3 separate regions of the Mus musculus genome follow, and all the other regions are linked to region 1. Evidence: chromatin loops called from intact Hi-C (ENCODE). Cell type or tissue: heart. All regions are shown on one strand. Links, peaks and the distances in the headings refer to the core of each region. The heading gives the core; the rest is flanking DNA. Region 1 overlaps Dars (aspartyl-tRNA synthetase). Region 2 has its middle 34 kb from the start of Gm23902. Region 3 has its middle 16 kb from the start of Gm23902.

Region 1 (2,500 bases), core at 1-2,500:
GTCTACAGAATGAGTTCCAGGACAGCCAGGGCTACACAGAGAAACCCTGTCTCGGATATAAAAAAAGAAATTGTTTGTTATTCTGTCCCTTGTAATTTGGACTGTCAGGCTTGTGCTGTATCCCACTCATGTTTATGATGCAGGACAATATGCAGATGGAACCTGTCAACTGTTGGGAGAGAGTAGACACAAACAGTCAAAGCAGCAGTCATTTCCAAATCAGTGACTGCCAGGTGTGACACACACCTGTAATCCCATATGGGAGTAAAGACTATTTTTGCTTTTTATAATGCATATGTGGGGGTGGTTTGTGTATATGTTGTGAGTACAAGTGTCCTCAGAGTCTAGAAGGTGTCAATTTCTCTGACACTACAGTTACAGGTGGCTACAAGCCACCTGATGTGGATACTAGGAACTGCACTCAGGTCTTCTTCAAGAGAAGAGTGCTTTTAACCACGGAAGCATCTCTCCAGCCCTTACTTTAAAACATGTTTAAATTAGGGACATTAAACCTCGCAAATCCCATGAACTTGGTATTGCCAGTCTACAGCTAATTTATTTATTTATTTATTTATTATTTTTTTGGTTTTTTTGAAACAGGGTTTATCTCTGTATTGCCCCGGCTGTCCTGGAACTCACTTTGTAGACCAGGCTGGCCTCGAACTTAGAAATCCGCCTGCCTCTGCCTCTCTTGAGTGTTGGGATTAAAGGCGTGCGCCACCATGCCTGGCACTAATACATGCTATGCCCGTTTCCTTCTCTGTCTGAAGCAAGTTTCCTGTCATTTCATCGATAAATATTTTAGCCAAAAAGATGCTTTTCTAAATCTTATTAAAATATCTCTGAGCCAGGTATAATGGCTTATACCTTAAAATTGCAGCATTTTGAGACAGTGACATTGCGCATCACAAGCGTGAGGCTAATCAGGGACTCAAAAAACAAGACAGCATCCTTCACAACAGAAATACAACTCTGCAGTTACCATTTTTCTTGTCCTACTATGTGTAGGGTAGGCATTGGACCTTAGGGATATCACAGTAGGAAAGAAGTAGTGTTCTTGAAATAATTTAGACAGCATGGTGGGAATGGGCGAACAAGGCAGACCTGCATTAGTGTCCTCATGTATAAGAAGTGTTTCAGGATTAAAAAGTTGGGTTTTTTAATGCTTCTCCAAATGGCTATTTTGTGTTTCCAACAGTGTTAGCTGATAATTATTGCAAATAAAAATTTTAATCCTCTAATGCTACTGTAACTTCTTTTTAAAGCATGAAACTGAAATGTTTTAAGTATGTTAATGCTAAACAAATTGATAATGCTTTTCTTGGTTCAGTCGCTGATAATTGTGTATTGCTTATAGTGACCTCTTGTGGAAGAAGCATTTAATGAACATTTTATTAACTAAAGCATTGAACATACAGGTTTCAGACTGAAATTCAAACTGTGAGTAAACAGTTCCCATGTGAGCCGTTCAAATTTTTGGAGCCAACTTTAAGACTGGAGTATTGCGAGGCTTTGGCAATGCTTAGAGAAGCTGGAGTTGAAATGGACGATGAGGAAGATCTAAGGTTGGTCTCTGATATTTTCTCTTTCAACTTTAATGCTTAGGTTTAATGTATTTCACCCAGCTGATAACTCTTAATACATTGGCATTTTGCATAATAATATTTTACATAATAAAAATTAAAATGTTATATTTAATCTGTTTGCCTATGCTTTAATAATTTTGTCTATAACTTTGCAGTTTTTCCCCTAGTTGTAACCCGTTGACAAATGTAGGAAGACAAACCTGATGGCACAGGACAGTAATCCCATGTACTCAGGAAGCAAGAGGTTTCCTAATTCAAAGCTTGCCTGGACTTCAGAGTAAGATCTGAGCCAGCCTGAGCAGCTTAGACCTTGCCTCAAAATGAATGAAAAGGAGATCTGGAAAGATGGCTCAGTGGATAAGAATACTTGCCGTTCTTGCAGAACACATGTAGATAAACAGTCACACACAACAAGCAAGTACATTATATAGAGAGATAGGTAGATAGTATATATTATAATAACATATATAATATATGAATTATATACATACATATATTGGGGGGCAGGGACTGGAGCTCAGCACTTAAGAGCTCTTGCTGCTCTTTTAGAGGATCCAGATTTGGCTTCCAGTACAGATGGCTTATAGCTATTGGTAGTTCCTCTTCCAGGGGATCCATGGCAGGACACCATGTATTCATGTACTACACATACATATACATACATACATGCAGGCAAAACAGTCATGTGTATAAAATAAAAGTAAATGAGTCTTTAAAAATATTTTATGACTAGGCATTGTGGTGCACACCTTTAATCCCAGCACTCAGGGGGCAGGGGCCTGGTCTATATAATGAAATCCGGGACAGCCAAGGTTATAAAAAGAAACCCTGTCTCAAATAACTATATATAGAGAGAGGGAGGGAGGGAACGAACAGCCTTAGAGGCATAGAACCTAATTTATCTTATGAAAATA
Region 2 (11,647 bases), core at 3,607-6,106, 85 kb before region 1:
ATCCCATTGTTTTCAAAATATACTCATTTGTAACAGTAGCCAATGAAACTACTTACTGTTAATTCTTAACTTGTGAAGGCTGGAGGCTATTCTCTCCTTTCTGTCTAGCATCTTCCCATGAAATACCCTAGATGAAGTCAATTATATTAGGGCACACTGTGTGGGAGTGCCCTAGAGGTGCCAACCTTGTGTGTGTGTGTGTGTGTGTGTGTGTGTGTGTGTGTGTGTATGTGTCCGTGTCTGTGTCTGCCTGTGTCAATGTGCCTGCCTGTATATTATATATACATTTATGTGCGTGTTTGTAGAGGATAGAGGGAGCCTTGAATGCCAACTATTTTATTTTTTAGTTAAAGTTTTCTTTTATTATTTTTTATAAGGGAGTGTTTTGCCTTTACATATGTCTGTGTACTGTGTGTGTGCAGTGCCTTTAAAGTCTAGAAGAGGCCATTGGATACCCTGAAGCTCCAGTTTTGGTGGTTGTTAGTCACCCAATATGGGTGTTGGGAACTGAATTCAGGCCCTCTGCAAGAGCAATACATGCTCTGAACCAATGAGCCATCTCTCCAGCAACACACACACACTTCACACACCTTTTAAAAGATATTCTTGGGAATTTTGCTTTCATTGTAAAATACTAATTACATTCACATCCAGAGAAAGTATGAATGAAATACAGAGAGGCACGTGCATGGTTGGACTAAAGTAATCACCTGATACAATGAGTTTTCTCTGACAGTTTTATTTGGTTCTGTTTCGAAGCAGGGTCTCACTATTCAGTCCTAGCTGGCCTGGATCTCCTTTTGTAGACCAGGCTGACCTTGAACTCACAGAAATCCACCTGTCTCTGCCTTCCAAGTATGATATTAAAGGCATGTGCCACTCACAGCCAATAGTTTTGCTAAATCCATTGCCTAACTAATATAACTGATGGTTTGTAATGCATGCCGCAACAACAAAAATAAAAGCAGAAAGAAGAGCGTCTTCTGCACTGTCACTGTTCAAAACAAACCCTCTTTCGACAAAATGCCCACATCCTAGGAGAGATGTCGAAATGCACAGCAATGTGCAATTCCTAATAACTTATGTGCTGTTAACTCCCTTTCTGCCCGTTAGCACTCTTCAGCGCCTTAATGATCCTTATAATTAAATTACAGCTCAGAACAAGAACTTCCTGGGAATATATAATGCTAGAAATATAGATTTTGTATAAAATCAAAGCAGTATAATTTGAAGACAAATGGCTGGGTGTGATTGAAATTGGGGGAGCACAGACTCGAACAAGAAGTGCTTCTGAGAAGAGAGAGAGTGTGTGAGAGAATGGAGAGCCACACCCCAGGGGCTAAGGTCAAGATTAATTGACTTTCTAACTAAGACAGATGAGCATCATTGCGCAGGAGGCCAAGGAGATGAGGGTCATGCATCAAGCTCCGATGCCTGTGGATCGCAAATGCTACAAATGGCCCCTGAGCGCTCATCAATTCTGTTTCATGGGGCAGTCTTAATGAACAGGGGATCGAGCTCATGCAATCACATAGCATAGACGTGGGGCAGGTTTTTGACCAAGAAGTCAGCGATGTTAGATTCTTTTCAGAAACAGAACTACAAAGGAAAGGGGAAGGGGGTTGGAGCCAGGGCACATCACCAGTAGAAGGCAGGTAGTGCAGTCATGTAGTTGATGCCTTTGGATGAGGTGCTGCTGTCCCTAGAGGAAACACAATATTGGACTGGATGATATGGACTAGATGATAAATTTCTCTGTCTGTATTAGCTGCTTGCATATTGCATGTATGCCTGCTTACATGTGGACACCAGAGGACAACCATGGATTTGATTCCTCAGGCATGGCCACTGACCATGTTTTGGAGATGGTCTCTCATTGACCTGGAGTTTGACAAATAGGTTAGGCTGGATGGTCAGTGAGCCCCAGGCATCTGTCTATCCTCATCTCCTGGGTGTTACAAGCACACGTCAACACACCCAGCATCTTTATGTGGGTTCTCGGGAGCAAACCCTGGTCCTTTTGCTTGCAGGGCAAACACTATAATAACTAAGCAATGTTTCCATAGCTCCCAACCCATGCTTTCTTTTTTTTTTTTAAGGTGAAGAAAATGTTCAGCTCTGAAGTGGGTATACACTCTGTGTGTGTGTGTGTGTATGTGTGTGTGTGTGTGTGTGTGTGTGTGTGTGTGTGTGTGTGTGTGTGTTTTCCTGTGCACTCAACCATAGGTCCAATACATTGTGAGACTCCTTATTGTTCCCTATAGCAAATGAGCCAAGCTCTTCTAGGCAGCCAGAGAACAAAGGCAAGAGCCCATTCTTCGCTCACCACACCCTTCTCACAGTTGGGGGTAATGTCCTCTAGTGCAGGAGCATGGTGGAGTATGCCTACCCTTTTCAGACCCATGCTAACACAGCACTCCAGTACATCACATCTGTTAGAACTTTTAGACTAATCCACAATGTCTGCTTAATTTAACACACTTTCCAGACAGAGATAAGAATCTCTTGTTATGTATGACATGTTATCTGCAGATTAAAATAACTGGCCACTCAATAGCTCTGGCTCAGTCTAGTGGTTTCCATTGTCGTTCACTCCAATTCATCATACGTTGTGCTGAGACTGTATCATTTTGCAATTGTAAGTAACTAATTAATGTAGCTTAGTTGATAGAGTAATGGCTCAGCATGCACAAAGCCCTGGCTTCCATACCGAGCACCACATAGAAACCAGGGGTGGTGGCACATATCTGTAATTCCAGAGTTTAGGAGGGAGAAACAGGAGGATCAAGAACTCAAGGACAAATTCCAATGTGGTGGTGTACCTGTGCAATTCCTGTATTCCATAGTGAGAGGCAGGGGTAGATTAACCCAGAAGTTGAAGGACAAACTATCCTGGAGTACAAAGTGTGACAAAAACAGAGTCCCTGGGGCTGGAAGGATGGCTCAGAGGTTAAGACCAGTTGCAGATCTTGCAGAGCACCTGGGTTCAGTTTCTAGTACCCACATAGCAGCTCACAATGATCTGTAACTCCAGTTCCAGGGGATCCAATGCCCAGTTCTGGCCTCCTCACATGATATAAATACATAGATGCAGACAAAACCTTCATACACATGAAATAAAAATAAACAAGTCTTGAGAGAGAAAGAGGAGAGAGAGAGAGAGAGAGAGAGACTACCTTAATGAGGTAGAAAGATCGTCTCCCACATACATTAACAGTAAAATAAATAAGATACAATGTCATCCTTGGCTATACAGAGAAGTTGAGGCCAGCCTGGGATACATTCGACCCTGTCACAAAAATAAATAAGTAAGTAAGTAAATAAATAAATAAATAAATAAATAAATAAATAAATAGGTTTCAGGGAGCTGGGATTATAGCTTGATGGTAGAGCATTTCCTGGCATGTCTAAGGCCCTGGGTTCAGTCTCTAGCACAGCACATAGAACCAAATACACAATGAGGACCTAATGCCTTTGCTGAGCATAGAGACGATACGGAGTGACAAGTAGCAATTCACAGCATCCAGTTCAACGTCGCCTAGTACACATGCCTGATAGCCTGCATCCCAGAGGTACGAAGTCATCTCTCTTGGACTGAAAGCCCAGTCCAAATTCTGCACCTCTTCTTCTTACAGTAATGCAAGTGCAGTTTTCATTACAGTGTTCCAAGATGAGAGAGATACTGGATTCTCTAAGAATCCCTGAAAGCCACAGCACTGAAATCCCTGACCTACTGGATATCTGTTTGGCATCCAGACTTCTTAGAGTGTTGGTTCTCAACCTGTGGGTCTCAACCCCATTGAGGGTCACAGATCAAATATCCTGCATATCAGTATTTACATTACAATTCACCACAGTTATGAAGTAGCAATGAAAACAATAATTTTATGGTTTGGGGGTCTTTTGCATACCTAGCTAGTCTTTGCTTCCCCTCAACCAGGAGACGTTTAAAGGGAAAGGACAGCCTGCAGAGAGATAGGAGACAAAAGAGGAATGAACATGAGCAAAAGAAGGAGAGAGAAAGGTGGAGGTGGGGTGAGCTATAGCTCAGTTAGGAGAGCATGGTTATCTAACAAGCACTAGATCCTGGTCCCATTTCCAGCACCCAACAAGCTGCAAGTTGTATGGGTCTGTAATTCAACTTCCCGCTTGGGAAGTAGAGGCAGGGACATTCAAGGTCTTCTTCTGCTGCATATTGAATTTGAGGCCAGTCTTAGCTAGAGAGCCTGTCTGTCAAAAGAGAAAGAGGGAGGAGTGAAAATCAGAAAGGAATGGGGGACAGGGAGGAAGAAAAGAAGAAGAGACAGAGAGAACAAAAGGAAGGAAAGAAGGACCGTGAAGAGAGAAAGACCTCTGCAGAGGAACCCGGTGCTGAGCCCACCCGGTGTTTATCATCCCAACTGAACAGGTCCTAAGGATGGCTTTTCAAGACTCGCTTTCATATCAGCGCTGTGTGATACCTGGAGTAGAGACAAGCCGAGTGGGAAGACAGTATCCCACAGAGCCCAATAGAAGATTCCCACTGGAGTTTGTTTGTCCTATATTTTATACACAGGAATTTAAGACAATATAACTCCTTCCTTTCAAAACAAGCAGTTTTCCCTTCTGGCCACCGCAGCATTAACACAATTGTTAACCCTGGCATGCCTCGTGGTCCCGGGAGCCCGCCGCCTCCCCCTTCCTCGGGACTCTGGGAGCTTCCTCTGCTCGCTGTGTGTGTTCTAAGAGTTTGCCTGCACTCTGCCTGTTTATAGCACAGGAGCAGGAAGAAACAAAGCAATTGTGAGGCTTGTTGAGAAGCTGTTCGTATGATATTAAAGGTGACCTTGCCACTTATGTTTCTATTTATTCTACTTCCTTCCAAGCCGGGGCAAATCCTTCCCTTCCGAGTTGGAGCGGCGCTCTTTGGATAGCAGTCTGTGGGAACAGAGAGGCGTTCAGGCCCTCAGAGGTTATTCATTACAGTATCTGGAGTATAGCGTTTCCTATTCACTCCCGGTCCGGTCTGTTAAGTGACTGTTGCTTGGCAGAAGGAAAGGGAGGCTTTGGTGAGAAGCAGTTTTTGTTGTTGTTTACCTCCAAACGCTTTAATGAGGTTTAATCTTAGCGTAGTAAGGAACTTCCAAAAAATAAAATAAAATAAAATAAAATAAAATAAAATAAAAAGTAGGCATGCATAAAAGAATACCTGTGTATGGCATACATGTCTGTGTGTGTACACAGGTGCACCTGAGCAGGTGTGGCAAGCCAAGAGTGACGCTGGGTATCATCCACGGTTATTCTCGTCCTCAGAGTCAGCAGGACAGACAAGCCAGTGAGATTCCACCTGTCTCTGCCTCCCCAGTGCTGGGGTTCCAGGCAAGCACGACCACTACACTCGACTCTTTATGAGGGTCCTGGAGATCTGAACCCAGGACCTCAGGCTTGATTGTCGGGCACTTTACAGACCCATCTCAGAACACAAATAGACGCGTCATATACACAGCAGAAGCCAAATGGCACGTGCTCTCCATATTTGTGTGAGAACGTCATTTGTGAAGTTGACCGTGGTGTCTGTTAGAATAGGAGCCAAAGTTCAATCTGGAGTTAGCTGGCTATGCTGGGATTTTGCGTTGCAGTTTGTTGCATCTTTTTTTTTTTTTTTTTTTTTTTTTTTTTCCGGGAAGTAGAGGCATTTCCTGAAGGATGAAGGAGCTTAGCAGGTGCATTGCTAAGTATAGATGCAGAGGTACAGGTTGTGCTAGATAGGGGCAAAACAAGCCTTAGCAAGACGTGAGCTTGACGATTTTGGACAGTTGCTTCAGCTGTCTGGCTTTATAACTACGTCACTGAAGGTGTCAAGGTAGCTGTACTATCAACACAAGTGGAGTGTTTGCTGCATAGTGACTTAGGGAACATATAAATCAATGTGTGTTGTTAAATCGGCCCTAATCGCTTTTTCTCCACTGAAAACATCTTTCTCAAGCTGGAGGAAATGGCTTAGTAAGAACACTTGCTGTGCAAGCATGAAGAACGTGAAGAGTTTGATTCCCCGGGACTAATGTAAATGCCAGTCATAGCCAAGCATGCCTACAACCCCAGTGCAGAGGACTGGAGACAAGCGAAGTCCAGACAAGCTCACTGGCTAACCAGCCTAGCCTAAAGGGCAAGAGCAAGAGAGGAAGACACCAGACGTCCTGCTCTGGCCCCTGCATTCTCATACACTGGCCCATGCATCTGAAAACACAGGTGCACATACATACACACCACACACAAACACAAAAGAACAGGCTTGCTTTCATTAAAAACAAATTCTATTATATCTGTGCATCTGTCTGTCTCTAAGGACATGCACTATGGCACTTGGGTAAAAGTCAGACAACCTGCAAGAGTTGGTTCTCTCCTCTACCAGGTGGATCTCTAAGATTGAACTCAGACCATCAGGTTTCATGGCAAGCTCCTCTATCCACTGGACCATCTCGAAGGCCTTCTTGGTTTGATTTGGCTCCTTAAAATGTTTGGATAATTCTTATCTCCTCACAGTATAGGTAGATATTTTGTCTTTGAGGTCCACTGTGTGAAATACATGTTGTTGAGTCCTTTTAAAGCCTGAAGCTCCACTCAACTGCTTACTCTTTTCTCAGTGAGCTTCACCAAGTTTACCTCCTCCTGCCCACCTACCCCCACCCACCTTATTTTTATGTTTTCATGCTGTTTTTGAGTTAGAGTCATGTAACCAAGGCTGGCCTCAAACCCACTATGCAGCCAAGATTGACCCTGAACCTCTCATCCTCCGGCCTTCATTTCCCATGTTCTAGGATTACCGTCCCGCACCACCAGGCCTAGTTTACATGGTGCTAGGGATTGAACCCAAGGCCGCAGGTATGCTTGGCAAGCACAGTGCCAACTGAGTTGTGTCCTCAGCCCCCATCAAGCCCCTTTCTTGATTAGAATTCCAATTGATCTAGAAGAAATGAGCTCAAGTGTTCTATTGCTCTGTGGCTGCCATCACAATAATCTATTATATGTTCCATGGAGTAGAAGGGAGACATTCATAGGCAAATATAGACATCAACAAGATGGAAATCCTAATGCCCTGATGTTATGTGTGTGTGCCATAGAGCTGCCTTAAAACAGCACCTATTGTTTACATATAAGTTATAGATATGATTATATGTTAATAAGAAGTCAAGGGGCTGGGGATATAGCTGAGTTGATAGATCACTTATTTAATGTGCGTGAAGCTCTGAGTTCTATTCTCAGCACTTTGTAAACCAGGAATGGTGGCACATACTAATAATTCCAGCCCTCAGGAAATAGAGGCAGGATGATCAGAAGTTCAAGGTCACCCTCTGCTACAATGAGAACTTGAGACCAGCCTGAGCCATTGAAGTCTTTGTTTCAATTTTTTTTAAATCTAATCTTTCTCCTTCTGCCAACTGTTGGGGTCAAGAGGGCTGGAGGATTGGAAACCGTAGCCTGCTTTACTACCTATGCTGATCTCACACCACTCTTTCCTAGTCTTGGTCTTCCTGGTCTACCCACAATTCCATGCTCAATCATATGAGAACTCTCAGCCTGAGACCCTAGACCACACAAAAGTCAAAGAGCTGCCTTGGCATTTGTCACTGTCATTCCACATCTGCAGAGAATGTTGGCATCTGGCACCAAGTCTATCGGGTCCCATTCAGTCTATCCTTTCAGTCAATCACTCCACTTCGACATGTTTAGGAAACTATTAGGCTGTTCAAAATCTGATAGAGAAAATAAAACATATACTCAGGTCGTTCTAATACAGATGAGAGAACCAGAAAAGACAAATTATGACAGACCCAGAAGTGGGCTGAGGAAAGAAAGGAATACTGTAGAAATATTAAGTGGCTTTAAGGTGGACTGAAGGGGCTGGGAGATGGCCCAGCAGTAAACAGCACAAGTTGCTCTTTCAGAAGAGCAGGATTTGATGCCCAGCCTGCACATGGCAACTCACAACCATTTGGAACTCCGGTTCCAGGGATGATGCCCTCTTCTGGCCTCTGTGAACTCCAGGCACACGTGTGGTGCACAGACGTACATGCAGGAAAAACACCCAGACATTTAAAAAACAAACAAACAAACCAAGTATGGGCTGTGAAGAAAGAAGACATCACAGGTGGAGGAATGGTGACCCAATGAGGAAACGTGAGGAAAGGGAGGGGCGCAAGGACACACTTGGGGTTAGCTCAGGGCACAACCTGCAAGCGAGCCTGTCTGACAAGAGCACAGACTATCTGATGAGAAGGACATGGAGGAGAGGGAAGGCTGACCTTAAGTAGAAATGACAAACTGAGCTAAAAAAAAAAAAACTCAGGAAGATGTTTCTCTAGGCCATAGAACATCATTTCTTTCTCTTTTTCTCTCTCTTTTTTGTCAATGTTTTGAATTGTTTTATTAACATATATTGATTATGCTAAAATAGATTTCATTATGACATTTTCATATACATATATATGTATATATGCATATACATACATATATATGTATAGATAGATAGATAGATAGATAGATAGATAGATAGATAGATAGATATTGATATCTACCTTCATTACCCTCTCTTCTTGTCTGTCTCACACTGATTCCCTTCTTCTCAACTCAGCCTCCTGTCTTCCTTCCTTCTCTCCTCTCCTCTCCTCTCCTCTCCTCTCCTCTTCTCTTCTCTCTCTCTCTCTCTCTCTCTCTCTCTCTCTCTCTCTCTCTCTCTCTCTCTCTTCCTCTCTCTCTCTTCCTCTCTCCGTGCCCTGACCCCAATGGTGTTACATTAGGCACTTTAGGGATTGTTTACAGGAGTAGGAGCAACTAACCAGATGCTATACTGAGAAGAAATCATCTCTCCCCTTGCCCCTCGCAACCATTAACTGTCTGTACATCCTCGTGGAGGTATGGGATAGGAAAGCCCTCTCCCATGACAGGCTGTCAAGAGGCCCAATCTTGTGCAGGTAATCACAAATGCTGTGTGGTCAAGAGAGCAGTAGTCATGTTATACCTACAAGTCATCACACACACACTTTATCATTCTATTGTTGGGGTGTTTATTTCCTTACTCCCCAATCAGAAGCAAAGCTCTAAGGAGCACTTTGTGTGGGCATTTCTGTGCATATCTGGACTATGACTTTGGAATGCATTTCTAAAGGGGACCTTGCTAGGCTATGGAATATTCATGGTTCTCCAATCTCAATAAACCAAGGAACATGCTCCAACAGAATCCTGGTAGCTCCTAACCTTCCCTACTCCTCCCTGGTCGTTTTAAGTTAGTGGTTTAAAAGACCAACTATTCTAATTTTTATTTATTTGATAAGCAATAAGGCTAATTTTTTTAAAAATCAAATATGTGACCACCATGCCGATACAGAAAATCCCTCAAATTGAATTGTATTAGTAAGAAATGAACTAAAAAGCCATCAGAGTGGTTTCTGACTTTGCTCCCTAGATTAAGATTGGAAAACTATTGATCGGTCCTGAGATGAATCTCCAGGCAAATGGGGAAGGGTGGGCTGCTCTCCCTATTGATTGCTCCTCCCCTCATCCCAGACCTGCATCTGACTGGTAACAGCTGGCCTTGGAAAATTGGCCATGCAGTAATGCACTGTGCCAGAACCCCAGTCCTCTGCCTTGTCCTGGGCTCTCTGAACCTTGACCCTTTCCCCTTTTGGCTCTCTGGACTCTCATCTAAAATGTATTCCTCTCTAAAGGCACGTGCAATATTCTGCTACGAATAGGCACTTTATCTTTCCTTTCTGCCAAGTTGAATATCTTTGGCCTTCCAATTCTTTCCTTCCGTAGCTGACATGATGCCTCCAGTGTTTTTGAATGAAAATAAATGTCGTGATTTTTAAAGCATTTATTTGTCTTAAAAATGATTTTCGTTTGTTGTCACTGGGTCTTTCTAGTCTTGAGAAAGCTCCCTGGCATGAAAATAAAATCTCACAACAACAAAAGGAGTTATAACCCAGATAACCAACACAATGAATTTATTACCTTCAATATGTCGGTAACATCAAAGAGTCAATTTCTCCCTTTCTAGAAACTGTCTCCTTCTTGGGCAGAATGCTATTGAATCATTAGATTTTTCTATATTCTAATGCATGCAAATAACATACATTTAGAATGCTGTAGGCTCTAATGGAAACATTACAATGAAACCCATTGAAAGTAATATTATTAAACAATTGCCTATTTAAAAAGAATATAGTATAAAAGCAAATTAAATAGGTATGGTTTTTGCAAATAATTTTTGCCTTTTGATTCAGGAGTAAATTTGATCTTTTTTACATATTTATGGACTATTTACTAAAATCCTAAAATTAAAATCCTAATTTGTGTTGTATTTCTCTGGAAAAGGTTTAAGTTTATTGAGCACGGGACTCTGAAAACAGCCTTAATAGCATACTTAGCAAAGGACTAGTCGCCAGCTGACTAGCTATTGATTGAATGTTCCATCATTTCCACAGTTCAATCAGACCCACCATGGTGAATCAGTCAGAGCATCCTCAATGAACCAACAAATGAGCAATTTCCCACACCAAAGGGACACACCTCATGCATGGCAGAGGCATACATAACTTACCATAAACAATGCTGTGGGGTCCCAGCCCCATGCCCACTTACCTTGGATCATCAAGCCTTCTGTTTTCAATAATGGCTTAGTCCTCTAATTGGCACTCATCACACACGGGCTTTCTGCTTAAATATTCGTGTATGTGATCTGTCTTTGCCATGAGGTCCGAGACCATTTCTCATATGTACACTTTATCATTTTCCAGGACATATAGTAAGTGGTCAACATCTATTTGTCAAATGAATAACATATGTTAATGTCGAATAGAGCCAGAGCTTACTATCTGCCTGTGGTTCACTCATCCTGGCCAGTCATTAGCATTATCTGGGGATCTTTGTTAAAAAATACCCAGGTCCTATACCCACAGCTGTGGACCTAATTTGGTCTAAGGTAGGGCCTGACCACTCTACTGAGACCCTGTATTTAAAAGCTTCAGATGAAATTCTAATGGACAGCTAGGGCTGAGAACCACTGCTATCCAGTGGTAGGAGACAGGCAGGCGAACTGGCAAGTGATCTGATAAGTACTATCATTTGGCACTCTCTTCAAGCAGATATTCTCATCTGGTCAGCAGTAGCATCCTCTAGCCACTCATTTGCTCCTTGCCAACCAAGAAACTCAAAAACTCCATTAGTGAGAGCTAAGAATCTGGGCAGAATTTGTGGGGTTGTTTTGTTTTGTTTTGTTTTGTTTCAAAACATGGTCGCATACATCCCAGATGGCCTGGAACTCACTATGTAGCAGAGGATAACTACCTCTACATGTGGAATACTAGGATTACAGACAAGTACCGTCACGCCTAGCTCAGAAATCTGAGTCTTTTAGATGAAATCTGAAGGCTGCTAAAGCTTAGGGCCAACCATGATGGAAAGATCTTTGTTCAGTTATAAATGGCAAGACTGGAAATATGTCAGGAAAACCGATTTCAAGCCTATTACACTCCAAACATAAAGCAGGCCATGCTTTATGAAACAACTCTCTAGTCCTTATCCGTTCTTAGCACCATCAGTTCCTGAGTATATAAAAAAACATTCTGGGCTCAGGGAGATAGCTCAACCAGTCAAGTGCTTGACATGA
Region 3 (11,647 bases), core at 5,695-8,194, 100 kb before region 1:
CCTCATGAGACTTTTGGTAACATCAGAAAACTTTTGTGTGTTTATGTGTGTGTGTGTGTGCTCATATGGGTTGGTGTGTGGGTATGTACATGATTGTCTGTACATGATGTCTCCACCTTTTAAAAAATGATTAATTTGCCGGGTGGTGGTGGCACACGCCTTTAATCCCAGCACTCGGGAGGCAGAGGCAGGCAGATTTCTGAGTTCAAGGCCAGCCTGGTCTACAAAGTGAGTTCCAGGACAGCCAGGGCTACACAGAGAAACCCTGTCTCAAAAAAAAAAAAAAAAAAAAACCCAAAAAACAAAAACAAAAAAAAAGATTAATTTATTTATTTGTATGTGTGTGTATGTATGTGTATATGTGCATGTGTTTGTGTGTGTCTGTGTTTGTGTGTGTCTGTACACAAGTGTATATCTGTATGTGTGCACATGTGCACATGAGTCAGGCTCCCACAGAGGCTTAGAGGCATTAGAAACCTCTGGAGCTGGAGCTACATTGTTTGTGAGCTCCTTAACCTGAGTGCTGAGAACTAAACGTAGGTCTTCAGGAAGAGCAGTAAGTGCTGAGCTACTTTTCCCAGTGGTACTTCTGAGCCCATGTCCCCAGGATTGGGATTACAAGGACATGCTGCCACATCCGGCCTTGGAAACATGGATTCTGGGGATCGGAACTAGTGTTCTCAGGCTGGCATGGCAAGCACGTCACTCACTGAGCCACCTCCCTAGCCGCCCTGGAAACATTTTGAGCATCCTACCTAAGAGAAGCAAATGCCCGGTCTCTCCTAAGAGGAGCCAAATGGTAAGTGCTGACTTTTCAAGTTGCTTCAACAGCTTTTCATGAATTGACTGGCTTTTCCAGATGGTGAAGAAAAACAACCCAGATAATGATCTCTGCGGCTCTTCAGAGATTTGAGTGGTGTGTGTGTGTGTGTATGTGTGTGTGTGTGTAGATGAGCTGTCCCAGGTACATTCAATTCATATACACTTGACCAAGCAAAATGTATAATTTCTAAACTTGGCTTGTCAACGCAATAGAATCAACTAGGAAGGAAACATGAAACCACGGGACAGAAGATAACACCTCAAGGCTCATTTTCAGAAAGAAAAAAAAAAGTCTTATAATGCCAAGGTCACCTGCTGAAGTCCAGGGAAAGGAACAGTCAAATGAACACAAAATGCTAATGGAAAGCTGGGTGGTGGCTCATGCCTTTAATCCCAGCACTCAGGAAGCAGAGGCAAGTGGATTTCTGATTTTGAGGCCAGCCTGGTCTACAGAGCAAGTTCCAGGACAGCCAGAGCTACACAGAGAAACCCTGTCTTGAAAAACAAAAAATGCTAACTGAGGAAGCTATGACAAGTCAGACTAGATAAGGGGAGGATACATTCTTTTTCTATAAGCGATGGCTAAGTTTGCCTGTCAACATGAAACACCTGGGAAGTGGGGGACCTTCAACTGAAGAATTGCCTTGCCTGAGTGGCCTGTGGGCATGGTGGGGGAGGGAAGGGGATGGAGGGGTGTGGCAGCTAGTGGTCACGTGATTCTTCTAATTTACATAGGAAGGCACAGCCCACAGTGGGCAGCCCTGTTCCTAGGAAGGCAGGTCTGGACTGTGTAAGAGAGGTAGCTGAAGGAACAAGGCTGAAAGCAGTGTCCCTCCATGGTCTCTGCTTCAGATCCTGCCTCTAGATTTCTACTTGGGCACCTGTCCTGACTTCCCTCAAGGACAGACTGTAATGTGGACAGTGTAAAACAAATAAGCCCTTTCCACCCACAAGTTTTGGTCGTGGCGTTTATCACAGCAACAAAAAGAAGCTGGAACACGTTAACTACCTCTTATCTATTCCCCCTGAATACAGACTTGCTTGTTTTTCAGAAGTACTACAGGTAGGACTAGACATCTGGCATAGTTATTATATTCCTAACCTAGCATGCACAAAGCCCTGGGGTCAGTTCCCAACACCAAATAAACTGTACCCAGTTGATCCTATTGCTTTGACAAGCCAAGTTTAGGAATTATACATTTTGCTTGGTCAAGTGTATATGCATTGAATGTACCTGGAACAGCTTATCTACACGCACATACAGACATACACACAACACTCAAATTTCTGAAGAGCTGCAGAGACCATCAGATATCCACCTGCCTCTGGCAGGTCTATAATTCTAGTACTTAGCAGGTAAAGACAGAGGATCAAAAGTTCAAGTCTCCCCCAAACCAGCCCTCCACCCCCACATCCCCAACACGGGCTACATAACAAGTTTAACGATTAGCCTTGGGTTAGTTGAAATCCTGTCTTGGAAAGAAAGAAAGTGTCAAAGGTTATCCCACCTCACACCCTCCCTCAGTTACCAATCACAATCACCCAGATGCTTGTATACCAAAGTAGAGTGGTCTGGGCAGCCTGAGAAGCCCTTACCTGTTACCATCCTCTGACTTGAAGCACATCTTCACCCCAGGTGCTTGGTTTACAGAGACCATAAAGGGAGAAGAAACAGAGTGATGTAAAGGAGAGTCCCTTGCTCAAGAACACAGGAATGTGGACACAATGTGAGTTTGGACACAAACTTCGATGGTTAATCTTGATATTCAGCTTGATAGAATTTGGAGTCACTATGGAGACACACTGCTGGGCATAGCTGTGAAGGTGTTTCGAGAAAGGTCTAACTAAGGAGGGAAGATGATCCCTGGAGGTGGATGGCCCCATTCCATGTTCCAGGGTCCAGTGCTGACTGAAGAGAAGAAAGTCCAGCCTTCATCTCTCTCTGCTTCCAGACTATGGAGGCCACTGCGACCAACTGCACACACCCCGTTGCCCTTAGGTCTCCTCTCTGATGGGCTATACCTCATACTGACTGAAAGCCAAAACAAACCCTTCCGTCCTTATGTTGCTCGTTGTCAGATCTCAGTCATGGGTGCAAGAAAAGCAGCTAACACAGAAGAGTCTATCTATAACGTCATCACCACAACGACCTAAAGACTGCCCGTCATGTCCAAGCACTTTGTTGTTGTTTTTTTTTTTTCCCCTTCCGAGAACTCTTCTCGTGTCCTCTTAATTTATGTTAGGCAGGTGTGGCAGAGCACACCTGTAATTCCAGGACTCTGGAGTCTGGGGTAGGACAGTTGCCGATTTTAGATCAGCCTGTGCTACACAGTAAAACTCTGTCTATAAATAAATATATACATAAATACATACATACATATCAATGTATAATACAGTGTTGCTATAAGCAGATACCATATCATATATGTTTGTTTGTTTGTTTGTTTGTCTGTTTGTTTTTAGAGACAGGGTTTCTCTGTGTAACCTTGGCTGTCTTGGAACTCACTTTGTAGACCAGGCTGGCCTTGAACTCACAGAGATCCATTTGCCTCTGCCTTCTGAATGTGCCACCACTGCCCAGCCATATATCAGATTTCTAGAACTAACTTCTCCCTTGCTCTCCTTCTTTCTTTCCTTCTTAGGACAAGGACACACCTATCGCAGGCTGGTCTAGAACTTGCTGTGTAGTTGACTAAAGGTGACCTTGAACTTCTGATTCTTCTGCCTCAACCTCGTGAGTTGGGATTGTAAGTGATAAGGGAACTTGGGGTTTCAAGTTGGATTAGGCAAGCACTCTACCAACTAAGCTACACACCCTTGCCCTCCCTATCTTTTTTTCATAATTTGTAGTGCCCTGCCTGAAATGCAATAGTTCTTCTAGACAAATATAAAGAAACATCTCTGTTTGTACAACTAATAAGCTCAGGGAAGCAATACCAATGTCTGTCTGTAAAAGCAAAGCCTCCCATGTGCCTTGTTTGGTCTAAGATGTTAGACCAGGAAAGGAAGAGGGAGTGTATGTGTGTGTCCACAAATATGGGTGTGTGGTTAAACATAAGCCGATCAAGAATTGTCTAGTTCCCTATTAGGATAAAATGGTTTTGATTATTTGTTCTGGTATTTCCATATTTAAAAACAAAAACAAAAGACACTGAGAAAATTCTTCTACCCAACCCTCAGGGTCAAAGAGTTCTGTGTTCTTGGAATGTTATTTTGTTTCCAGACTGTGTGATATTAATTGCTTAATTACCAAAATGGAAGGGGTGGGGTAGTAGTAGGCTATTTCATTTTGGGAGGTCTTGGGACCATATGTCAACAATACTAAGAGAAAACACTGCTCTGTGTCTGTGACACACTCACATCACACCAAACTCTGACTGGTATGCCTTCCCACAAATCCCTTCCTTTCCGGGTCTAACATCCAGACCCAAGCATCCCACCTAAAAGGTGTTTTATATATATGCTCTCTTTCTGATTCTAGCTACATTTACTTTTTTCTTCTTTTTTTTTAATTAGGTATTTTCTTCATTTACATTTCCAATGCTATCCCAAAAGTCCCCCACACCCTCCCCCACCCATTCACCCACCCACCCACTCCCACTTCTTGGTCCTGGTGTTCCCCTGTACTGAGGCATATAAAGTTTGCACGACCAATGGGCCTCTCTTTCCACTGATGGCCAACTAGGCCATCTTCTGATACATATACAGCTAGAGACACGAGCTCGGGGGGGGGGGGGGTGGTACTGGTTAGTTCATATTGTTATTCCCGGGGATCCATCCCATAATCAGCCTCCAAACTCTGACACCATTGCATACACTAGCAAGATTTTGCTGAAAGGACGCTGATATAGCTGTCTCTAGTGAGACTATGCCGGGGCCTAGCAAACACAGAAGTGGATGCTCACAGTCAGCTATTGGATGGATCACAGGGCCCCCAATGGAGGAGCTAGAGAAAGTACCCAAGGAGCTAAAGGGATCTACATTTACTTTTTATTAACAGTTCTGGTTAGCATACAAAGAATTTGGTTTTGCCCAGGAATCTTCATCCAGTTGAGCTGTTATACTTTGTTCTTATCCATTCCCCTCCCCAACTGCCTTCCTTCCCTTCCAGCCCCCTCCCGGCAACCCTCCTCCACTCTTACTAGGTCCCTTTCCTTAGGTAGCCCTGCCCCCCCCCCTTTTTTTTATTACAAGTATCCCTGTCTCTGTTTCCCACCTCCTTTAAGATCTCTTCTTACCCTGTCATGATCTCCTTCCTTCCTGCCTGCCTTCCTTCCTTTCTTCCTTTCTTTCTCTCCTCCCCGCCCCCCGTCCCCCCCGTCCCCCGCTCCCCCAAGACAAGGTTTCTCCGTGTAGCCTTGACTGTCTATAGACCAGGCTGACCTCAAACTTATAGATCCACCTGCCTGGGGCTCCTGAGTGCTGAGATTAAGATAAGTACCACCCAACCCCCACACCCTGCCATCCTCTACTCCCCCATACTCCCCAAAACCCCTGATCCCCTTTCTAGTTTTACAACTTGAAAATACATATATATAAGCACACATACCTATCCACATACATAGATATATAATTTTAAGTTTAGGTCCTGGGTATGAGAGCCTGGCTTATTTCATTGAAGATGGTTTCTAGTTCCATTCATTTTTCCCGCAAAAGCCATTATTTCATTTTTTTTAATGGCCACGTAAAACTCATATATATATATACATATATATATCATATTTTATTTATTCATTAATCTGTTCATGGACATCTAGGCTGGTTCTATCTCCTGCCTATCGTGAACAGTGTAGCAATACACAGGGTTGTGCCAGTATCACTGTGGTGCTCTGCCTGGGGGTCCTTTGGTATCTGCCAGGAATGGTACAGACGGGTCATGTGGTGGTTCTGTTTTGGTGTTGAAGAACTTGCATGCTGACTCCATAGGAGAGTGAGTTCCAGCCCCACTGACAGTGAACAGGGCTCCTCCTTCCACAACCTCACCAGCGTTTGTTGTCCTTGTCTCCTTGATACTAGCCAGTTTGATTGTCTTGAGATGAAATATCAACATAGTTTTCATTTGCATTTCCCCATGGCTTAAGGACATATACACATTTTTCCAAGTCTTGGTTGGCCATTTGTGTTTCTTCTTTTGGCAGTGGCCTATTTTGTTAGCCCATGTACTGAATGGGAGATCGGAGGTTGGGACATTTAATTCTTGCGATTTTTTTTTTTTTAATGCTGGCTATTAATCCACTGTCGGATGTGTAATTCACAAAGTTTTTTTTTCTCATTCTCTAGACAGCCTCTTCACTCTGGTAACTATTTCCTCCGCTGTACAGAAGCCTTAAAATCTCATACAATCCTATTTGTTAGTTCTTGAGCTTATTTCCCTCGCCGAGTCCCTTTCAGAATATCTTGCCTCTGTCTGTACATTTAAGTGTTTCCCCTGTGTTTTCCTCTCGCAATTCCGAAGTTTCCGTTTTCCCTAGTCCTTCTCCATGTGAGCCAAGAACCACACTGCCTTAGCAGCTGTTTTTGTAAAGCAGGCCTCCAGGTGCGTGGTAGTCCTACTTTGGAAAATATTCCGGCCTACATAAATGAGTTTCAGCTGGCCACTTGAAGCGGGTTTGTTTTTGTTGTTTGTTTCGGACTGCTGACGCGTTTCACACAATAGGCAGACAATTGAGTGCAACATCTGGGCTGGAAGCTTCAAGAGGAGGAAGAACTTCTGCAAGCAGTCTACACGCAGGCCCGAAGCAGGGCACTGACTCAGAGGATTTAAAGAAGGGAGTTCCTAATGACCTCCTCTTTAAGGATACAAGACCTATCCCTCACCTCACGTATCCACTGCCTCAGCCCCTGACTTTGTTTCCTGGTGCCCCAGCCAGTCCTGTGAACGCTGGATTCTGGCTTTCCCGAAGTCATTCAGGGCGCTCCTCAAGAGCAAGCATGCAGCGTCTGGTTGCCTGGCAACGAGCAGATCCTCCGCTCACTTTGCAGCCTGCCTGGAAACACAACCGCACCCGCCAGTCTGCCCTGGGAACCCTGTCCTGATTTCTCCCCCTCCATTGTTGTCGTTCACACAAAAGGCTATTACAGAGCCACTGTAGTCACCGCGCCTGCGTTACAATACACGCATGGGCATTATTTGGAACCAAAGCTTTTGTGGATAGAGATGCGTTCTATACCAGGAAGGACCAGAACTCCTGGCTAGGCTCACCCCAATACCAAGGTGCTGTCTCAGAGTCCCTTCTTCTCTCCTGATTCATCCGCCAGCTGGTTGCCAAGCCCCTGGCTAGCCTTTTGGCTGGTATGAGATCATCCTTGTGGCTGATGTGGGCAGTCAGTCCTCCCCCGCCGGCGCCCTTCACTCTCAACCCAAGCACGAAGCATCAAATGGCAGCCTGGTTCAGTCATCTTATCTTCATCCCAGCGGGGTCTCTTTCCCTGCCCCCATGCCTCTCAAGTTTCCAAGGCTATAGTTGCCATGGAATTCATTGAGGACTGAAAGGTTTTCTTTGGTGTCAGCCAACTCGTCAAGAGCACAGTGTAGAAGACTGTTTCTGGATGCTTCTCTGTCCTCCAGCCTCAAGCATTTAACCCATCACCATCCGCTCTGTGACTCCGTGTTCAGGATCAGATTTGGATTCTGGGAAACGAAATTGCAAATTATAGTTAGAAACCATTGAGTATAAAAACAGGAAAGGGTCTCCTCCCTTTGAAGAAAGAACACCGAGAATCTGTGAGGTTTTTCTTCAGCGTGGATAAAAGTGTTGTTATATCACTCAATTAATACTCCTTATTTGCTGAGGGATAAGGGTGTGAAGATAACACTAAGCTCACTATTTCTTTCTATCGTATTATTAGTGGGGAATACGTGGATTCATCACACAGCATCATCTGCCTGCTGACCACTGGTGTCTCAGCACTTACAGGCAGTATAGAAATCCAGGTATACCGTAAATGGGAAACGGCCAGCCATCTCTGTTTCTCTCGTTATCCTCACCATCTTCCCACAAGATGTTGTTAAAACTTTAGTCACAGGGAAGCAATGTAGGTCACAAGAGGGAATCAAACCTGAATCAGAGGACTATCTTTTATCTGTTTTAATTGAGAGAGAGTGTGTGTGTGTGTGTGCGCGCGTGCGTGTATGTGTGCATATGCATGTGTGTGTGTATGCACGTGTGTACTGGTAAACGCTTATGTATGTATGTATGTATGTGAAGACCAGAGGACAGCCTCAGCTGTCCTTTCCCAGATGTTATCCATCCTGTTTTTCCGACAGGGTCTCTCACTGCTGTGGAGTGTACCACGTAAACTAGGCAGGCTGGCTATCAAGCCGTAGGGATCTGCCTGTTGCTGCCTCCCCAGTGCTGGGATTGCAAGCTCTAGATCCTACACCCAGCTTCTTCTTCTTCCTTTTTTTTTTTTTTTTTTTTTTTTTTTTTTTTTGATTGAACACATGTCCTCATGCTTGCTTCAAGGAAAACATGTTATCAAGAGAGTGATCTCACTAGCCATTTAACTTTTTAACCAGTTCTACTTCAAACAGCAGCTGCCATATCAGCCAGTTAGGTATGAAATCCAAATATTTGTCAATGCTGTGCCAGATGCACCACCGTTGGCAGTGGCTCTACCCAGTGCTGAGAGTGAGCCAGGATGACGGAGGGATCACAGCCCATCTGAGGCAGGTGGGTGGGGCTGAAGAGAAGCAAAGCATTGCCTTTTCCCTCCCACAGAGCTATTTTCTATTTGGCTAAAAATAATAATATAAAGCCAGAATGCATTAAATAATGATAACTACTAGGTGAAAATAAAATCACTTATAGCTGAGAATTTTTCTCACTAATTGCTAAACTTTCAAAACATCGCCCCCCCACCCCACCCCACCCCACCCCACCCCACCCCCGCCGCAACTAGTTTCGACATTTTGCCTATGTGGAGCTTTGAAAGATGATTTTAGAGACATATGTGTTCAACCTTTTGAAAAGATTTATCTTGCTCTCTGTGTATGTGTATATATGTATGTATGTATGTATGTATGTATGTATGTATGTATGTGTATGTATGTACGTATGTATGCATATGCCCAAGTAAGTATTGCTGTGTGTCAGACAATAGAGGTCAGAAGATGATCTGGGGCTGGATTCATGGGTACTCGTGAGCCTCCTAATGGGCTGACTAGAACACAACTCTGGTCCTCTGTAAAAGCGGCAAGTGCTCTTAACCATAGAGCCATCTCTCCAGCACCCTACCTTTTGGGTTTTTTTTTTATTTTTTCTTTGTTTATTTGCATTTCTATTTTTGTTTTTAGAGACAAGGTCTGTTAGTATAGCCCTGGCTATCCTGGAACTTTGTAGGCCATGCTGGCCTCGAACTCAAAGATTCACCTGCCTCTGACACCCAAGGTCTGGGACTAAAGGCGTACAACAATCTGCCTTGGTTTTTTGTTTTTTTTGCTTTGTTTTGTTTTTGTTTGTTTTATTTTCAGTGTCTCACTGCGTAGCTCAGACTAGCCTCAAGCTTGCGTCTTCCTTCCACAAGCTCCCAAATGCTGGGATTACAGGTGTGCCCGTCACACCTGACTTCATCCAGCTTTTACATGTGTAAGACAGGTGAAAGAGAGAAATGAAGTATTTATTAGTGGCCTGGAGGATTTGAGGTACAAATCCCAGGCAGGTAGTATATGCCTACAGACGACCACACCCTAGGAAGAGAGACTTAGCAACCGTATATAGAGCGAATAAAATGGAAAAAAAAAAACTGTGATCAAGAATATCAGGGGACTAGACATGTGGCTTAGTTGGTAGAGTGCTTGACTAGTAGCATGCACAAAAGCCTGGGCTCCATCTTTAGCACAGGCCTAAAGTGGACATAGTGGTATACACCTGTAATCCCAGTTGAGAGGAGGAGAAGGAGAAAGAGGAGGAGGAGGAGGAGGAGGAGGAGGAGGAGGAGGAGGAGGAGGAGGAGGAGGAGGAGGTGGAGGAGGAGGAGGAGGAGGAGGAGGAGGAGGAGAAGGAAGAGGAAGGAGGAGGATCAGGAGTTCAAGATCATCTTCCAGAGGCCTTCCTAGGCACAAGAGACCCCATCCAAAAGAAAAGAGAAAACAAAAGCAAAACATAAAACCACTGATCATGCAAGGTTTGAAAGAACCTAGACCAAGAGATTGTAGAAAAGCCAACGGGTGGCGATGGCAGTGGCCTAGCAAACTTAGAGGAGCAAAACAGAACAACTCTGCTTTTCAGAAAAGGCGAGATGATGTCAGTGTTATGGGGGATCCCTTGTGGGAGGACCCCAAGCCTCAACCACAGACCAGAGGTGGCAGTGGGGAAACAGGGCCCTCAAGACAAGCAGCTGGGGAAAGAGAAGAAATGATGTAAGAGGCTCTGAGGAAAGGCTCTTGGCCACTGCTCCATGTGGAGGATGTGAGACAAGAGAGGCAAGAGGAGCAGAGAGTTCCAATGGACAGAAGCTCGTTATAAGCAAAGGTTCTCGAGGCGCTAGGAAGACAGTTCACTGGGTGAAACTCCTGCACACAAACTTGAAGTCCTGAGTTCGGATCCCCAGAACCTACATAAAGCCATGCATGCCTAATCCCAGTGCTCCTGCAGTGAGATGGGAAGTGGAGACAGGAGAATTCCTGGAAGCTTGAGGTAGCCTGTTGTATAGCAGCCACAAATAAGAAGCAACCAGTCAAGCCGGGCAGTGGTGGCGCACTCCTTTAATCCCAGCACTTGGGAGGCAGAGGCAGGCGGATTTCTCAGTTCGAGGCCAGCCTAGTGTACAAAATGAGTTCCAGGACAGCCAGGGCTACACAGAGAAACGCTGTCTCAAAAAAACGGGGAGAGAGAGACTCCAACAAGGTGAAAAACAGAGAGCTAAAGCTATCTTGTGACTGCCTGTCACTGCCACACATGCACCATAGCACCAATGTGCTTTCTTCATCTTTCTGTCTTTCTCCCCAACCCATGAGACTTAAAAATAAAAGCACTGTCTAAGGCCACAGCACCCTGAACACTCCCAATCTCATCTAAAGAATGAAAGCCATCAAGTGAACCTGCAAGGGTTAACTCCACAGCACAAAGCCCCCACCCAGCTCACCACTCCCCTACCCCCACCCCAGGAGTTCACTGACAGAAAATCTGAACCAATAAGTAACTATTAAATTACTTTACATTATGTAAAACAGTGCCAGGTACACAGTAGAAGCTAATTGAGTATTCATTGATTGACTGACTACTGCAATAAACTGAGAAATAAATCTGGGCACAGACCTTAAATCGTCGTTCATCTGCCCCGATGTCTACCTAAAAGCATCCGAGGCGGGAGGTACATCTGGGAAAAGTGGGAAATTTGGGTTTGTATCCTGGCTCTGCCTCTAACTTGGATGTAATGCCTTACCAAGACCAGTAAAAGTTACTGGGGAAAGGAGAGAGAGATGTTTTCTTAGGTGGTTTAACCACTGAAAAGTCACCCAGAATCTCCTCCCCCACCTGTGTGCCCATTGAAGCTCATTGGAACACACACACACACACACACACACACACACACACACACACACAAGATGTGGTAGTAGGAGACCAGTTAAGAAGAAAAGAGGGATCCACAGGAGTAGGAGAGGAACAAGAAAAGATAAGATGCCTGTGACTATGACCACAATACATTCAGCACATGTATGAAAATGTCATGATGAAACCCACTGGTATTTATAATGCATGATAAAAATTTCATGTCATGAAAAGGGCTGGAGTATACACATTCAGTATTCAAAACTGTACTCTAATAGTTGGCTCTTGTTCAAAATTCTTAATTAATATAGTCTTGTTTTATGAAGTGACAT

What was found. Peaks named below come from ENCODE experiments on the same cell type or tissue, not always from the same donor. Only the 100,000 strongest peaks of a DNase experiment are listed, where the experiment ranks them.
Region 2: a loop joins it to region 1, with 3 times the contacts of the local background. A loop is called at or near these places in 6 of 42 quality-filtered maps.
Region 3: a loop joins it to region 1, with 2.3 times the contacts of the local background. A loop is called at or near these places in 3 of 42 quality-filtered maps.

Annotation. Positions count from the first base shown.
Region 1 is chr1:128,371,205-128,373,704 of GRCm38, reverse strand. Dars (aspartyl-tRNA synthetase) reads left to right here. Exons shown (of 16, transcript NM_177445.5): 11 at 1,419-1,565. Among named protein-coding and RNA genes, the nearest start is that of Mcm6, 13 kb to the right of the region's middle. In heart, for the core only: a CTCF peak has its summit at 1,361 (motif pointing left); no DNase peak of the experiment used is centred there.
Region 2 is chr1:128,450,324-128,461,970 of GRCm38, reverse strand. No RefSeq gene overlaps it. Among named protein-coding and RNA genes, the nearest start is that of Gm23902, 34 kb to the left of the region's middle. In heart, for the core only: no CTCF peak of the experiment used is centred there; DNase peaks (open chromatin) are centred at 4,690 and 5,500; H3K4me3 peaks cover 421 bases; H3K27ac peaks cover 793 bases.
Region 3 is chr1:128,467,777-128,479,423 of GRCm38, reverse strand. No RefSeq gene overlaps it. Among named protein-coding and RNA genes, the nearest start is that of Gm23902, 16 kb to the left of the region's middle. In heart, for the core only: no CTCF peak of the experiment used is centred there; DNase peaks (open chromatin) are centred at 6,413 and 6,763; H3K4me3 peaks cover 1,035 bases.